Regions from separate parts of the Homo sapiens genome. Here region 2 is linked to region 1. Evidence: read pairs that join two places in POLR2A ChIA-PET (ENCODE). Cell type or tissue: K562. All regions are shown on one strand. Region 1 overlaps RPS17 (ribosomal protein S17). Region 2 overlaps HOMER2 (homer scaffold protein 2).

Evidence for each region. ChIA-PET counts read pairs that join two places held together with the same protein. Peaks named below come from ENCODE experiments on the same cell type or tissue, not always from the same donor. Only the 100,000 strongest peaks of a DNase experiment are listed, where the experiment ranks them.
Region 2: POLR2A ChIA-PET joins it to region 1 with 5 read pairs; 2 of 35 experiments call an interaction of 5 or more read pairs at or near these places.

The regions. Positions count from the first base shown.
Region 1 is chr15:82,534,567-82,538,566 of GRCh38, reverse strand. RPS17 (ribosomal protein S17) reads left to right here. Exons shown (of 5, transcript NM_001021.6): 4 at 196-261; 5 at 1,686-1,817. The coding sequence ends at 1,766. Among named protein-coding and RNA genes, the nearest start is that of RPS17, 3.9 kb to the left of the region's middle. In K562, no CTCF peak of the experiment used is centred here; no DNase peak of the experiment used is centred here; H3K4me3 peaks cover 643 bases.
Region 2 is chr15:82,919,399-82,923,398 of GRCh38, reverse strand. The region is part of intron 1 of HOMER2 (homer scaffold protein 2); the gene reads left to right. LOC105370928 (a long non-coding RNA gene) reads right to left here. Exons shown (of 5, transcript XR_007064741.1): 4 at 3,982-4,000. Among named protein-coding and RNA genes, the nearest start is that of HOMER2, 31 kb to the left of the region's middle. In K562, no CTCF peak of the experiment used is centred here; a DNase peak (open chromatin) is centred at 2,008; H3K27me3 peaks cover 2,495 bases.

The DNA of each region.
Region 1 (4,000 bases):
AGGGCATGGGAAGGTAAGGCCAGAAGAACAGGTCATCGGGGTCTGTAATACTGTAAGAGACTGCTCACCTTGTGAGAGGAATGCTATCCTTGTGCAGCTCCTCTTCCCCATATTTAAGAACCTGGGGAGAGGAGGAGGAGAGGTGAGTGATAATCTCATTGATTGGTATTTTGACCCTACCTCGTTTCCTTGTAGGTCTCAGCCTTGGATCAGGAGATTATTGAAGTAGATCCTGACACTAAGGAAATGCTGAAGCTTTTGGTAAGTGTTTGCTGGATTCCTAAAGTGGTATTTTCCTGGTCAAAAACCATCAGTAGGTCTTATTATCCAAGGTCACCCAGCTAGTAAGTGGCAGAGTTGGGAATCCCATCTAAACTTGTAGCCACTAAACTGGACTGCTTTCATAAGGGGTGTAGCGGAAGTTGTGTGCATTGAGTTAGTTCGCCACAAGATCATGATTCCCAAATCTAGTGGCTTCCAGGACACCTTTTCTCTCTTGGCTGCTTCTGTTCTTGGTTTTATAGCTGGCTTACGTTGCCCCCTTTGTGTCAGCCCTGGCTGAATCTGCCTGCTTTTCTTCTGTGAAGGCATTCCTTTGGTGTCTCCATGCTAACCACTCAGAAATGAGCTTTGGTCCATTTCCAGGTACATACAAGGCACTACTTAGGTAGTTCACGAGTATCTTCATTGCACTTTGATGTTTTTTCTATGGCTTATCTTAGTCCTTTTGCATACTTGGGTGAAAGCATGGGCTTCATGGGCGGTTGGTGATTTTGAACAACTTCATTTTTCCTATTTTTATGGTCATTAAATGTTTAAGACACTCAAAAAGGTAGTAGCAAAATGAACTCACATGTACTTTCCCAGCTTCAGAAAAACATCACCAGTACAGCTACAGCCCCGCTGTGGGTCTTTTCTTCCTGAAATAACCACTGCGCTGAATGCAGCATTTTTGTTGAAACTAAAATGGGTTTCTGAGGACCAAATAGGACATGGAGTTCCAGGTATAAGTTGGGCCCTTGGCTTCTTGCCCTGCCTACCAGCCTGAACTTGTTTGAGGGCAGGGTCTGCTCTTGCCTCCCTCCCTTCTGCTTGATGCCTTGTGTACTTGGGCCCTTCACAAATGTTGATTAGATTAGTAATAGCTCTTACCCAGGGCTGGTCCTGGAAAGCAAGTGGCACTGTGTATTCTCAAAGGGACAGAGTTTTGCTTTAGAGGACATTTGGCAATGTCCAGACACATTTTTCGTTCTCATAGCCAGGGGATACCTGCTAACTTCTAAGGGGTAGAGGCCAAGGATGTTGCTAAACTTTCTGCAATACACAGTACAGCTGCCTATAACAAAGAATGTCCAGCCCAGGATGTCTACGTTGCCAAGATTGAGAAACGGTGTTTTAGAGTGATTGATAGGAAGGGGTTGTGAAAACAGATACAAATGGCATGGTACATTGGGTAAAAGTCATAGAGTTGTAAATGGGGATACCACATGGTCAGGTGTGTGTTGAAGGAAGATCACTCTGGAAAAGTGGGAGGCATTGAGAACCCTGTTGGCTCTTAAAGGGTCCTTCAGGTCGCCTCTGGACCCCCTTGAGAGTGCTGTGGCTCTAGGGGCCTGTGTTTTCTTCTGGGGTCCACTCACAGATCTCACCAGTAACTGCTCACTGAATCCATTTTCTCGTTCCAGGACTTCGGCAGTCTGTCCAACCTTCAGGTCACTCAGCCTACAGTTGGGATGAATTTCAAAACGCCTCGGGGACCTGTTTGAATTTTTTCTGTAGTGCTGTATTATTTTCAATAAATCTGGGACAACAGCCTTGCCTGTGTCATCTTTGCAGTTGTGTGTGGGTAGAGGAAAGGCAGGAGCTCTCGAGGCAACAGATCAGCTGGCACTTGTCTGGGATTCAGGTGCTGCTGCATCTGGTTTATGGGGAGTGGGTTCACCAGAGTTTAGTAAAGGAGCAAGGGCAAGCCTGAACGTGTTGAGAGTGGTCTGCAGTATGAGCCTGGAAAGCTGCTTTGGCAGCTCCACCCTGCTTCCCTGGGTCTTCAGCCCCTGCTGGGTACATACAATTTGGGCCAACTTGCCCATGTTCAGAAGGTAGCAACAGGATTATCGTGTATCAGAGGTTGACTTTCTTTCAGTGGGAGTTAGGATGAATGGTGTCTTTGTGTCCAATGTTGAGCCCAATGCCTAGAACATAGGAGATCTCAACAAATGTGAATAAATGTGTATGGGAGGATTGATACTGGGATGCTTCAGCCTAACCGGAGGCAGAGCTCACCAGCTGCAACCTGGGTAGACTACCCTGGACTCTGAGCTTTATTTAGGCTCTCTGTCGCTGTCAGTTAACCACGTGTGTGTGTGTCTCACAGGAGCTGGGCTGCACTTGGTTGGTTCATGCCCTTGCATATGAGGAAAGCTGTGGGCTCTTTTTCTCCAGTGGGACAAGGAGCTGTTGCAGAGCCAAGCTTAGCTGGCTGCATGTCCAGGAGAACAGGCAGGCATGGTGGCTCACACCTGTAATCCCAGTACTTCAGGAGACTGAGGTGGGAGGGATTGCTTGAGCCTGAGGGTTGGAGACCAGCCTGGGCAATACCAAGACCTCCTCTCTACTAAAAAGGTAGAAAATAAGCTGGGCATGGTGATGTGCATGTGTAGTCCAGCTACACATGCTTAGGCGGTCAGAGGGCTGCCTAAGCCTTGGAGGTGGAGGTTGCGATGAGCCGAGATCATGCCACTGCACTACAATCTAGGCGACGAAGTGTGACCCTGTCTCCAAAAAAAAAGCAGCCAGCAAGTGGGAAAGCTCTAGCCTTAAAGTGATTCTTACATATCTATTTCTGTCAAGCAGATAAATACAGCAGACATTTTTAATGTGTTTTGTAACTTAATTTTTGTATAATTTCAAACTTACAGAGAAGTTGCAAGAATAGTACAAAGAACACCCAGGTTTACCAGTTCACATTTTGCCTCAATGGCTTTATTTTTTTGCGGGGGGGGAGATGAAGTCTCACTCTGTCACCCAGGCTGGAGTGCAGTGGCACAATCTTGGCTCACTGCAACCTCCATCTCCCAAGTTCAAGTGATTGTCCTGCCTCAGCCTCCTGAGTAGCTGGGATTACAGACGCTCACCGCCACACAAAGCTAATTTTTTTTTTCTTTTTTGAGACAGAGTTTCGCTCTTGTGGCCCAGGCTGGAGTGCAATGGCAGGATCTTGGCTCACTGCAACCTCCACCTTCCAGGTTCAGGTGATTCTCCTGTCTCAGCCTCCCAAGTAGCTGGGATTACAGGCATGCACCACCACGCCTGGCTAATTTTGTATTATTAGTAGAGAGGGTTTCTCCATGTTGGTCAGGCTGGTCTTGAACTCCCGACCTCAGGTGATCCACCTGCATCAGCCTCCCAAAGTGCTGGGATTATAGGTGTGAGCCACTGCACCAGGCCATATATTCTTTATATATATATATATATATATACACACACACACAACTTTTTATATTCAAGAAAGTCTATTACATTTATTCTTTATTTTAACGATTTATTTTTTTTTAATTATTGTTATACTTTAAGTTCTAGGGTACATGTGCACAACGTGCAGGTTTGTTACATATGTATACATGTGCCATGTTGGTGTGCTCCACCTGTTAACTTATCATTTATATTAGGTCTATCTCCTAATGCTATCCCTCCTGCAACCCCATGACAGGCCCCGGTGTGCGATGTTCCCCATCCTGTGTCCCAAGTGTTCTCATTGTTCAGTTCCCACCTATGAGTGAGAACATGCGGTGTTTGGTTTTCTGTCCTTGTGACAGTTTGCTCAGAATGATGGTTTCTAGCTTCATCCATGTCCATACAAAGGACATGAACTCATCCTTTTTTATGGCTGCATAGTATTCCATGGACACACACAACTTTTTTTCTGCTCCACTTGAAGTTAAGTTGGAGATGTGCCCATTTACTCCCAAATATTTCAGTGTTACTTCCAGAACAAGAACAT
Region 2 (4,000 bases), 380 kb before region 1:
TCTCATGCCTCAGCCTCCTGAGTAGCTGGGACTGCAGGCACGTGTCACCAGACCCCTCTAATTTTTTGTATTTTTAGTAGAGATGGGGTTTCACCATGTTGGCCAGGCTCGTCTCGAACTCCTGACGTCAGGTGATGCCCCTGCCTCAGCCTCCCAAAGTGTTGGGATTATAGGTGTGAGCCACTGCGCCTGGCCCAAGCACCTCTTTTATCAAGGCACTACAGGGGCCCCAGAAATGAAAACCTGATCCCTACCCAAGGGGACTTGCAGCCCAATTTGGGGGGAACACATCTCTAGCTACCCAAAGATGAGCCTGAATAACATATGACGGCCACGAGTGAGGTATAGAGAGAGCTGGTATCCAGGGAGAGAACCCAGTCTGGTGTTGGAGCCACGTGCCTCTGATGGAAGAGGTGACCAATTTGCACTTTGCCCTGAAGGGTGGTAGGATTCTGACCTGGGGGTGGTGTGCTCAGTGCAGGGGTGACATGAGCAGGGGGCATTCTGGAGGAAGGCACAGCTCCTCGGAAAGCACAGGTATGGGGTGAGCAGGGACATCTGTTAAGCCTGTAGGTTGGGTGCAGGGATTGATAGGGAGGAGATGACAAAGTTAGGTGGAGACAAAGGCTGAGTGAGGACTTGGATTTTGGCTCAGAAGGCTGCCTTCACAACCTGTTCATGAATAGCTGGACAGGCGGACACCTGTGGTTGGTTTGAATGGAGTGCAGTTGGCCCTGTGTAGTACAAGGGAATCAAGCATAAAAAAAGGCTCCCTTCACTTGTGTCTCACTCGTTTGAGGTTCACAAGGGCTAACTTTCTATTGAATGTGGCCTCTCTCGGCTTCTTCCGAGCCAGCATATACCTAGTGCCGCTGGGCTATGTAAAGCTGTGGACACAAACTATTTTTGTGCTCCTTCAAATGCCCATGTTTATTTTTAAACTTGAGGCTTTGTAAAGCAGGGAGGTATCATGCAGGCTTTACTTTTGAGTAAAAAGGTTCTCTTGGGCTGATAGAACCTGCAAAAAGTGTTCTTGATTTAGAGTTGTGCATTCTCTTAATGCCTCAATGCCTGTAGTCTGGCATTATAGGGAAGGCCATGGAACTCATTTGCTTTAAAACAAATCCTGGAAAGAGGAAACCCCACATATGTTTGCCAGTTCCTTAAAGTGTCCTGGCAGATCTGTGTCAGGGGCAGTGGTGCTCATACAAGGAAGGTCTTTCAGTGTTGGAGGTGGGGTGGGTGTGACAAGCTGGGATGTAAATCTGAATGTGCCAAGCCCACCTCCAACCTCCCACCAATAGGAGCCCTTGGACAAGGAGCTTAGAATAGAATATCTGTTATCTTTTAAGCATATGCAAGTTATAACTGAAAAATGAATGAGATTAACTTAATGTTCAAGATGGAGGATTCAGCACTTGTGCTTATTTATACCTTCTCTCCCCAGAACCCATTAAAATGATAATAAGGAGATTATGAAAAGTATAATCCCAGGACAGCAAAATGAATGGGAGGGAATTATCAGTAGTTGAGAGATTACAATAAATTTCTGGACCATAGAAAGCTAGTAGAGGAAAGGCAATGTCAGAAATATAGCACAGAGGAGACCAGAGCCCAGAGTCTGAGTGGAGGGGCCACAGGGAGTTGGGGTAGCTGACCAGTCTGCCCTGCACAACCCCAGAGACCCTCTGAACTGAGTCTGCAGGTCCAGCAAGGGCAGGAGTGAGAAGTGGTGCTGAAGCTGGGGCTTTAATTGGAGGTCTCAGGTGATACTAGGTGATACTCCTGCCACAGGGACACTGTGCATATCAGCGGGATGGGGGACGAGTGGACTCCACTGGCAGAGCCAAGACTGGGAGTGTGGATGTTGGCATTCTAGAATAAAGTCTTCCTTGGTCTGGCGTGCATCCAGGGTAGGCGGATGGTATTTGGAAGCATGGTATCAGCTCAGATCAGCGTGGGGAAAGGGGGAAAGTGTGACGTGCTCCAGCACCAAGGAGTCCGGAAGGGGAGGAGGAGCCAGCAGAAGCAGCTTCTCATCAGATAAGATGACAGGAGAAGAGTGGAGCAAGGCCTGCACAGTGGCACATGAGGGAAAACCTGTTTTTTTTGAGATGGAGTCTCACTCTGTCCTCCAGGCTGGAGTGCAGTGGTGCGATCTTGGCTCACTGCAACCTCCGCCTCCCGGGTTCAAGTGATTTTCGTGCCTCAGCTAGCTGGGATTACAGGTGTGTGCCACCACACCTGGTTAATTTTTTGTATTTTTTGTAGAGATGGGGTTTCCCCATGTTGGCCAGCCTGGTCTTGAACTCCTGACCTCAGGTGATCTGCCCACCTTGGCCTCCCAAAGTGCTGGGATTACAAGTGTGAGCCACCATGCCCGTCTGAAAATCATTTTTTTTAAGCCATTTAAAACAATTGTTTTAAGCTGAGTGCTGTGGTAGTCGCAGCTCCTAGGGAGGCTGAAGTAAGAGGATTGCTTGAGCCCAAGAATTTGAATCTAGCCTGGGCAACATAGTAAGACTTTGTGTCTTAAAAAAAAAAAAAAAAAAGATTGTTTTACCCCCAGAGTGGTAGGCTAAAAAATGTCTCCCATAGATATATCAGATGCTCATTTCTGAACCTACGTTACCGTATATGTTAAAGGGTCTTTGCAGATATGATAAGTTAAGGACTTTGAGATGGGGAGGTTATCCTGCATTATCCAGGGCCCAGTGTAATCACAAGTGTTCTGAAGAGAGTAGCAGAGGGAGATTTTACTACACACAGAATAGAGAAGAGGATGTGAGGATCTCTGCAGAGAGCTTTGAAGATGCTTTGCTGCAGGCTTTGAAGATGGAGGAGGAGGCCATGAGCCAAGGAACGCAGCTCTAGAAGCTGGGAAAGGTGGGGCAATGGATGCTTCCTTAGAGCTTCCAACCCTAGAGCCTCTGGAGGCAGCATGGCCCTGGCGACACCTTGGTTTCAGCCCAGTCAACTGACTGCGGATTTCTGCCCTCCAGAGCTGTGAGAAAATAAATTCCTGTCATGTAAGCCCCCAAGTTTGTGGGAATTTGGTACAGCAGCCCTAGGATACATCCAGCCAAAACCAATCAAGTATAAGGGGGAAAGTAAAGGCCATTCCTGATGTGCAAGGACTTAAAGTTGACCTCCCGCTCATCTTGAGGATCTACAACAGCAAAACAATGGCGAAGACTATGAAGGAGGTCATGATGTGGGGAAGTGGGCAAAAAGAATTGATGGCTCCTGGGAGTCTGGTGAAAAGAACTTCTGGACAGATGGCTATGAATGGGCCTCAGAAGCATTCACTCCAAATTACAGGTGGAAGTTACTGGCTCCAAGAATAATATCTTGAGGACAGAGACTGGAGCAGATTCCAGACAATGGACAGAGTGAACAAGCTGGAATATACTAGGGTTATGGGAAGACGGGCTGTGTTTCTTTCCTCGATAGAGAAGGCAATAGGAAAACATCACAAAAATTAAAAATTATCACAAGCATGTCATGTTTCAAATATGAAGTGCACGAAAGATACCGCCTGCTTTTGAACAACTGGGAGAGTGCTAGAAAGGAGAAGCTTCTCTCTGACCTTGATACTAGGAATGTTTTCCTGTGAGTAGCACTCTGCTGTTGACATTGGAACTGTACAGAAAGAACTATAATCCTGGCACATTTTTTGCCTCTGCAGGGAACAATATTTATATAGTCATAAGAATGTTCTTTTTTAAAAGGGTTACATAGTACTCTATTGTGTTAATTTATTGACTTGATTCTTCCTGGTACTGGACGTTCCAATTAATTTCTGGTTGACCTTTTTGTAAATAATGCTCAAACCTGAGGTCAGTTTGATCTGTGAAGCCTCTTTGTTGGGAGAGTTGGATAATTGGATTATTATACTAGTAATGTATGATTATGTATGAGAAGGGACTCCACATGCAACAATGATGACTGAATTCTGCAGGGAGGTGGTTGATGGCTTACCTAATGACTCTCCCTCACT